Regions from separate parts of the Homo sapiens genome. Here regions 2 and 3 are each linked to region 1. The links are chromatin contacts, found by Hi-C or POLR2A ChIA-PET in ENCODE. All regions are on one chromosome and are shown on one strand. The core of a region is the stretch at or near the end of the contact, and the rest is flanking DNA. Distances in the headings are between cores, read along the strand shown.

The links. A loop is a pair of places that touch in the nucleus more often than their neighbours do. ChIA-PET counts read pairs that join two places held with the same protein, here RNA polymerase II (POLR2A). Pooled maps may share reads with other maps.
Region 2: a map of heart left ventricle shows a loop between it and region 1 (5-fold over the local background). The contact joins the enhancer-like site here to the promoter of GJC1 in region 1. A Hi-C loop is called at or near these places in 13 of 168 maps with a recorded cell type or tissue (Calu3, PC-3, Right ventricle myocardium inferior and 8 more), 1 of 37 single-sample maps with no recorded cell type and 17 of 50 pooled maps. POLR2A ChIA-PET finds 5 or more read pairs at or near these places in 15 of 52 experiments (A549, AG04450, B cell and 12 more).
Region 3: a map of PC-9 shows a loop between it and region 1 (4-fold over the local background). The contact joins the enhancer-like site here to the promoter of GJC1 in region 1. A Hi-C loop is called at or near these places in 28 of 168 maps with a recorded cell type or tissue (HepG2, IMR-90, PC-3 and 14 more), 3 of 37 single-sample maps with no recorded cell type and 14 of 50 pooled maps. POLR2A ChIA-PET finds 5 or more read pairs at or near these places in 15 of 52 experiments (A549, AG04449, AG04450 and 12 more).

Annotation. Positions count from the first base shown.
Region 1 is chr17:44,828,947-44,831,646 of GRCh38, forward strand. It overlaps GJC1 (gap junction protein gamma 1), which reads right to left and starts at 1,341. Exons shown (of 3, transcript NM_005497.4): 1 at 1,116-1,341. RefSeq lists a silencer at 654-943 and enhancers at 999-1,972, 1,973-2,700.
Region 2 is chr17:44,863,988-44,866,865 of GRCh38, forward strand. EFTUD2 (elongation factor Tu GTP binding domain containing 2) reads right to left here. Exons shown (of 28, transcript NM_004247.4): 14 at 943-1,078. Among named protein-coding and RNA genes, the nearest start is that of HIGD1B, 18 kb to the left of the region's middle. RefSeq lists a silencer at 2,576-2,757. Within about 2 kb of position 1,329, at least 2 of the 41 ENCODE cell types and tissues checked have a DNase peak (open chromatin) inside an H3K27ac peak, as active enhancers do.
Region 3 is chr17:44,793,550-44,796,386 of GRCh38, forward strand. It overlaps a transcript of GJC1 not described here. Among named protein-coding and RNA genes, the nearest start is that of GJC1, 35 kb to the right of the region's middle. Within about 2 kb of position 1,587, at least 9 of the 41 ENCODE cell types and tissues checked have a DNase peak (open chromatin) inside an H3K27ac peak, as active enhancers do; they include HCT116, PC-3, PC-9 and 3 more, where a contact is called at or near this core.

The DNA.
Region 1 (2,700 bases), core at 91-2,590:
ATCCCTTTCATTTATGTAGTTTGATTTTTTATAGCGCTTTCACATATATTCACTTGAACGTATACACGACACAAACATATAACAAATTTAGACTTATCAGGCATACAAGATGACCCTCAGCCTGAACTTATTCAAACTTAACTTACTCGATTTCACATCGTCTTGATGCTAACAAAATTAAGCATGAGCATAATGAAATCGGTATCACTGCCAGTTCTCAATGAACAAAAAGAAAACCAAATTCGCCCATTTCGCAAAGGAAAAGTACTCCCAATCAGACAATCGCAAAAAAAAGAACAAAATCTAAACCATACATTCACGTACATCTTTTCAACTCAGAGCTCCAAACGCAGCCGCCAACCACACAACTGCCCACAATCACAGCGGTAGCGCCTACTCTTAATTTTGAAGCTAGAGACTTAAGGAAACACACACACACACAAAACAGTTCTCAAGTTTGACAAAGTGGGGGAAAAGTCATTTTAAGTAAAGACAACGAGTTAATCAGGAGGCGATGAGCCCAGTCCTTCCGCCCCGCTTTCCCGCTTCCAGCCCTCGAACGAACCCTCCTCTAACCCCCGGGAGGCAGGAGTTCCAGCGGGGAGATGCGGGAAGCCTCAGACGAGCCCGCACGCCGCCGGAGACGCAGGGATCGAGGTCGGGGAGACAAAGAGCAGCCCGCGAAGAGCCCGGGCGGCGAGGGGCGGCCCGGCTCCGCCCTGCGCCCCTAACCGCCCGGGTAGTTGTCGGCACCGCCGGGGCGCCGCCGAGTGCGCGCCGCTTCTGTCCGGGCTCCCCGACCGTCGCCCGACACCTCCGCGGCCCAGGACACCCCCGAGCCGTTTCCCTCCCGATTTGGGAGCCGCGCGCCTGGGGACAAAGAGGGAGGGTGCGCCGGGGACAGTGGCAGGACGCGGGCCGGCGACGCCCCTCCGGACTCGGCGGGAACCCCTCGGCGGCGCCCCCCTCCTTCTCCCGCTCTGGCCGCGCTCCTCCCCGGACCTCCGGAGGTTCTCCTCGGCCCCTCCCCGGGCTCCCCAAGAGTTCTCCCGCCTCCCCCTGGGACCCCGCCCCTGGCCCGCTTCTCCTCAGCCGGCCCTGCGGCCGCCCCTCACCCGGCGGCGGGTTCCCCCGGAGCCGCCTCCTCCGCCGGGCCTCGGCCCGTCCCGCCGGTCGCGGCCTCATGTGCCCCGCGTCGCCATCGCCTTCACCCTCGCCTCTCCTCCACCTCCTCCGCCGCTGCCGCCTTCGCCTCAGTCTCCAGCCGAGGCAGAAGCCGCTCCCGCCGCTGCCGCCGCCGCCGCCGCCTCCCGCTCCCGCCGCCGCGACCCGCGGGAAGGCGCCTGCGCACTGCGCGCTGCGGTGGGGGCGGGGGCGTCCCGCCGCGGCCCGGGAGCGGGGGGCGCGCGGCACGTGGCGCTCGAGTGGGAGGGGGGCGCCCCAGAACGCGCGGGAAGCGACGCGAGCGCCAACTTTCCGCGGTCGAGTCCTCGCCGCTCTCTCGGATAGTCCGGGACGCGGCGGAGGCGCGGCGCGCGTGGGAGTCACCCGCGTGGAGTCTGGACCCCGGGTGGGCGCAGACTTCGCTCCGGACAGTTCATTCTTCCAAGCTGATTTTCGGGCGAGAGTCCCCCGCCAGCCGCGCCTCAGTTTGAGCGGGCCGCTAACGGCGCCGTGGGTTCTCGCCTTACCTGGGTATCCTGGGTTGGTTTAGCGGGCCCAGAGTTGTCTTCTGCGCGCTCCGCCGAGGCCTTGGTCCATTGTAGCACGGGATGCTAATGTCTCCTCCCAGGTTCTGCTCTACAATTCCTCGAGGATCTGGCGGGCCCTGCGTGGATCTAGCTAGAGTCGGGGCTCTTAGCAGTGCTCTAGATACTTTTCAGGTCCTGAACTTCTCGGATTAGCAAGACCCTAATAGGCTATTTCCTCTTAACTCTTTGCATCCCAGCAGGATCCCATTCAGAGGACTTGGGAAAAATTTTCATGCATAGGAATCCCCAGTTTTAAAATGCCCAGTAGGAAACCGAAAATTCTCCAAATGCTTTAAGTAGAGTAAGACTTTGGGTAATAAAGGAAGGCTCAGTAAAGAGATGGGCGACCTCTGGAATGATCTCATCTGAGCATCAGAATGCCGATGGACAGGCTTTTATTATTTTGCCCTTTTGACCAGAGGGGAAATTAAGCGCTAACAAGTGAGGTTACTTGCTGCAAGTCAAACTCCCCCACCCAAAGCCAAGCCCTAAGGGGTAGCCCCAGAGTGGAAATCTTGAAGGCTAGGCATCTAATGCACTGACCAGTTTTGTGTGGCCAGTATGTTTTCCAAAAATATGAATTAGTTACCAAAATATTAAAATCCAGATTTCTGGCCTCCCTAAAAAGTCAAAAGCTGCTTACTTTGAGCTTCTCTTTTCACATGGCAGCTCCTCTTGAGTCACCTTGTCCGGGTAGGCAATGTCCCCACTCAGCTGCTTAAATCATTTCATGACCTGCTTGGCCTCGGAGCATTTAAGTACTTCTCCCTGTGATTGCTGTAGTCTGTCCCCACGCCTTATCACATTGCCTCTCTACAGATGTATTTAAAATGACAAGTGTGGGATGGGCGCGGTGGCTCACGCCTGTAATTCCAGCACTTTGGGAGGCCTAGGCAGGCGGATTGCTTGAGCCCTGGGGTTCCAGACCAGCCTGGACAATATGGCAAAA
Region 2 (2,878 bases), core at 79-2,578, 35 kb after region 1:
GCAAGCAGCAGGTATCAGTGGTACATGGTTCCTTGGAACTCAGCTGACAAAAAGTTTAAAGTACATCGATCTATGAACTTTTATTGGCTATACGCATTTACGTGGAACAAAATAAGCACCCCATCTAACATCTACTTAAAACAATTCCCAACCTGACTCCCCTTGAGAAACACTGCATGCATCTCTATTCAATAAGTTACCCCGTTTTCTGAACACATTAATAAACCACATAAGAGGGAACCCCCATGAGCACACTGGGATAGGCCTGTGTGCCTTCAATGGTATCTGGTGTGTCAGATTGATGGGCAGACCAAAATAAGCTATTAAAACTACGCACCTTGGGGGCCCAGACACCTAATTCCCACCGGACTTAGAATCAGAGACTGCTGAGAAGACCCTCAGCCATCACCCTTTCCACTTCCCTGATTTTACAGATAACAAATCAGAGTCATGAAGAATTAGGTGGCTGGCCCAGGGTCATCTCATGGAATGGCCAGGGCAGGATCGAGACAGACTCAGGTGGTTTTTTCAACCAGTCCAGTGTCTTTCTGCTGTATCACGTGCCTTCTGTGTAACTAACCAAGTCTCCCAAGTCCTAGCCTAGTGCTTTTTGCACTATTTCACACTACCCAAGCATCCACCTTCCCGGCTGCCCCCTGGAAAATATACCAGAACCACAGAGCCTGCCTCCCCATCTCATTTACTTGAACACTCCTCCTGGCAGGAAAATGTAATTCCTTTTGGTTCCCAAGATAGAATGTGTGCCATCATCCACTAAGGAAAGCAGCTAGGAAAAACACCAGTGTTCTGCATCTGAATCTGTGGTTTGTTGAAAAGATCCTCAGATTTCTGACCTCCATCGCTGGGTGAGAAAAAATTGCTGTGATACCTGTGGCAGGGCACGAGGATGACAGAGTTAAGGGGCCACGAGCACATTATTACCTGTGAACTCGCCAAAGAACTTTTTGCAGACCAGCCTGAGCAAGGGGCGGATGTTCAGCTTCAGCTCCTCCTTCGTCAGGTGGATGCCAAGCTCGTCTAGGGTCCGTGGGAGGCTGGTGTCCACGTCACCTACAACCTGTGAGGGTGTAAGACACCATGTCAGCTGTAGTGAGAGCCTGAGCATGGTGCTAGAGGGAGACAAGGGAAGTCCAAAGAAATATCTGAAGAACTCCTTCACAAGGCTCTCTTCTATGGAGACAAAGCTCTTGGCAAGGACAAAAGTTTGGTTTCAGCGGCATCTCTGCTACCTACCCTTCAAACCACAGGCAAAGCCAACTTGGTTACATCCCCATCCCAGCCAATAAACCAAGCACTCAGATTGATTACTCCCAGTGCTGCCCCCTGGTGTCTGAAAAGCAGCATCTCCTCCCACTCAGAAACTCCCTCACCTATTAAACAGAAGTCTATTTACAGACTTCTCAGATTTAGAGGATCATTGTGCACTGGAAGGAACCAAAAAAGGTCACCTTGCTGTGGATCCTGTCAGGGCAGGGCCAAGCTAAATCACCCTCAGTAGACTCAAGGTCTCTACTGAGGCAGGCTCTATAAATTTTTTTTATTAATCCATTCCAGTCTGACATAAGATACTAAGTATTTTTCAGCACTAATAAATTTTAATTGCTATTTTATCTTGTTGCTAGGTTTTGCTGTTTTGTCCACCGGAATGGCCACACACATTTTGTGTATGTGTGTGTCCACTGTGCTTATTAAATACCTGCATATTTTATTACTGCCTTGGGAGAAAGGTCTGTATGAAAATTCCTATAATTTTTACCCTTTTAGTCCCATCTTTTAGGGAGTACAAATTCATATAAACGTCATGCTATATTCCCTTTTTTAGAGACAGGGTCTCACTCTGTCACCCAGCCTGGAGTGCAGTGGTGTGATCACGGCTCACTGCAACCTCCACCTCCTGGGCTCAAGTGATCCTCCTGCCTCAGCCCCCCAAGTAGTTGGGACCACAGGCACACACCACTACAACAGCTAATTCTATTTTGTGCGGAGATAAAGGGTTTAGCCATGTTGTCCAAGCTGGTCTTGAACTCCTGATCTCAAGCGATCTGCCCACTGGGACCTCCCAAAGTGCTGGAATTACAGGCGTGAGCAACCACATCCGGCCACGTTATATTCTTTGCTTCTCAGCATTCCACATGCTTAATTAAATCCTTACCATCTCCTGACAAATGATTTCAATCTGACAAGCATCACATATTGTGCAAACAGTTAAGAAAGCAAAGTTCATACGAACATGCTTTGTTTTGTTTTTTTCTGAGACAGGGTCTCACTCCATCACTCAGGCTGGAATGCAGTGGTGTGTGATCATGGATCACTGCAGCTTTGACCACCAGGGTTCAAGCAATCCTCTGGCCTCAGCCTCCTGAGTAGCTGGGACCACAAGTGCACACCACCAGTCCCAGTTGATTTATTTTATTTTTTTTGAGACGGAGTCTTGCTCTGTCACCCAGGCTGGAGTGCAGTGGCACAATCTCAGCTCACTGCAGCCTCTGCCTCAAGAGTAGCTGGGATTACAAGCATGAGCCACCACGCCTGGCTAATTTTTGTATTTTTAGTAGAAATGGGGTCTTGCCATGTTGCCCAGGCTGGTCTTGAACTCCTGGACTCAAGTGATCCTCCCGCCTTGGCCTCCCAAAGCGTCTGGATTACAGGCCTGAGCCACTGTGCCCAGCTCAGACATACTTTAAGTGGTTGCAAAGCGGTTCATTTTATGGGATGTACCATCACTCATTTAATCAGATTAATGAGCATAACTGACAAACATTTAACTTATTTCCAGTTTTTTCCCTTTTCCTGATGTTACAAACAATGCTATAAGCTGAGGTGGTGGACTCCTGCCTGTAAGCCCAGCACTTTGGGA
Region 3 (2,837 bases), core at 337-2,836, 35 kb before region 1:
GAGGTGAGCTGAGATCGCGTCATTGCACTCCAGCCTGGGCAACAAGAGCGAAACTCCGTCTCAAAAAAAAAAAAAAAAAGACAGAATGTCTCACTCTGTCACTCAGGCTAGAGTGCAGTGGCATGATCTTGGCTCACTGCAACCTCCGCCCCCCGGGTTCAAGCGATTCTCACGCCTCAGTCTCCTGAATAGCTGGGATTACAGGCGCCCACCACCACACCCGGCTAATTTTTGTATTTTTTGTCAAGATGGGTTTTCGCCATGTTGCCCAGGCTCGTCTCGAACTCCTGGGATGAAGTGATCCTCCCACCTCAGGACTCCCAAAGTGCTGGGATTACAGGAGTGTGCCACCACACCCAGCTTTTTAAAAAAATCTTTTATACTGTATATATTTTATCTTTCACTGTACCTTTTGTTTAGATATGTCTAGATATATAAATACCATTGTGTTGCCATTGTCTACAGCATTCAGTATAGACACACACTGGATGTGTTTGTAGCCTAGGAGCAATAGGCTATAGAGCCTGCGTGTGTAGTAGGCTACGCTGTATGGGTTAGTGTGAGTTCTTTCTATATTTGTACAATGACAGAATCACCTGATGTTAAGTGTTGCATGACTGTAACAGTTCCCACCCTGTACCATGTCTCTTCTAGGCCAAAGCCCCCTCCCCAGAGCAGACCCCTAGCACTCCACAGCAGGATCACAAGCTGGTCTCTGGTCCCAGACCCTGCGGATCCTTGTCGACGCTTCCAGTCTCGATCACTTCCCGATGGTTTGAATGTGAAGTCAACAATCCACGGAACAATTTGCACTTACTGTTTCTAGGGCTTTTGCAGTTAAAAGTGTCTTCAGTTTCCCCGATCTTCCTGCAGATGCCCCTGCAGTCAGAAGCTGAGTCTGTCCCTTCTCCCAGCAGCAGCTGGGTACAGGATCTAACATCAGTCTCTGCCTGCTGGGCAGAAGCCACAGCTGCAACGTGCTTTCAGAAAAATGGGCCAGGCCAAAGGAGCTCCCCGTCAGTGCTTTTCAGTGTTCCCAGCACAAAGATAAAATTACACTTCCATAGGAGTACACAAACTAAAAATAAAATTTAAAGAAAGCGATCTAGTTCTGTATCATTTTCCCCATGGTCGGGTCCCATTCGGGTCACTGGACATGCACTGAAATCGCTTATGAACAGCTGCTTGGTTCTGCCTCGCCTGGAGTTTACGGCTGTCAGCATCCCCAGCCCTCTGTGATGGCCCCAGGAGAGCCAGGCAGACAAAGATACTTGTGGCGGTTTGGCTGAGGGCAAAGACAAAGTCGGCAGTTCTTTCCTCCAGGCATGAGCAGGGGGCTTCCTTAGGTTTTTCTTTCAGAAGCCCCTATCTAGCTTAGAGTAGGCATAGCACGTCAAGGGCAGGGCAAGGAAATGCTGTGCCGTTTCCTTAGGATCCAGGGGGCGGGAGAAAAAGTCAATTGACAAAGAATGCTTGTCACCATGTCATGTCAGCAGCTCTTTTTCTGGTGCTTCCCAATCCTGAGTCACTTCCTGTTTCTAAGTTCCTCCAAGATGTCATTAACTGTAGGAAGGAGAAATATCTAAGTAATGACACCAACTCTTGCTTACATACAAGGTGAGATGATTCTTTTCACATGGGCCTAGTCATAGTCATGATCCCGAAGTGCTAAATGCGTATTTTATTTATTTATTTTGAGATGGAGTCTCACTCTGTTACCCAGGCTGGAGTGCAGTGGTGCGATCTTGACTCACTGCAACCTCTGCCCTCCTGCCCCAGATTCAAACAATTCTCTTGCCTCAGCCTCCCGAGTAGCTGGGATTACAGGCGCCTTCCACTGCGCCCAGCTAATTTTTGTATTTTTAGTAGAGACGGGGTTTCACCATCTTGGCCAGGCTGGTCTTGGAACTCCTGACCTCGTGATCCACCCGACTCAGCCTCCTAAAGTGCTGGGATTACTGGCGCGAGCCACCCCTCCCGGCCACTAAATCCATTATTTCATGATGAAACAGGAAAAGTTCCCTTGTCCCCTTGCAGGGTGTGCAATGGGAGAGTGGCTCACTTCTTCAGTGCCCTGCTGCTCAAACCTCAAACTTCTAGGTGAGCATACAGATGGGCAGGCTGTGGGGCTCTGACCCCAAGACAGTGTCCAGGGGTGAATGTTTACAGCTGAAGCCCCAGTGGGCGTATGTTACAGTGTGTGCTTTTAGTTTTGCTCTTTTAGTTTAGCCGTCTATAGGCGGCTTGTGTTAGTTCAATTAGACCTCTGCCTCATTGCAAGGACAGAGGGCTTTCTGTATCCCGAGGTTCTTGCCTTAATGTACTGGAAGAATCGGATCGCACGTGGGCTTGGAGAATGAGTGCAAGGTTTTATTGAGTGGAAGTAGCTCTCAGCAGATGGGGGAGCCAGAAGGGAGATGCTTTTCCCCTGGAGTCCGGCCGCTTGGCGGCCCGGGCTCTCCTCTGACTGCCCAGGCCAAACTCCATGTCATTCTGCTTCTGCAGGTCGGTGGCCTGCCAGCGCACCGGTGCCTGTCAGTGTTCCTCCGGACATCCAGCCACCTGCATCTGCCTACTAGGGTCTAGGGAATGGGGGCGAAGCATTTGGGCAGGAAATGCCAGTCCTCACCTAGGTCCGTGGGGGTGGAGCCCTAGCCAGGAACCATGCCATCCTCTATGCAGCACTTCCCTTCCCCCCTTCCATATCATTTAAAGGGACCACCTCTTCCCTTCCCAGCACTCCCATATCAATGATATTTTGAAACATGCTTAACATCTAGTCAAGGATGGCACACTCTTCCATCAACCCTGCCCCAACCTCAAAATCACTGATAGAT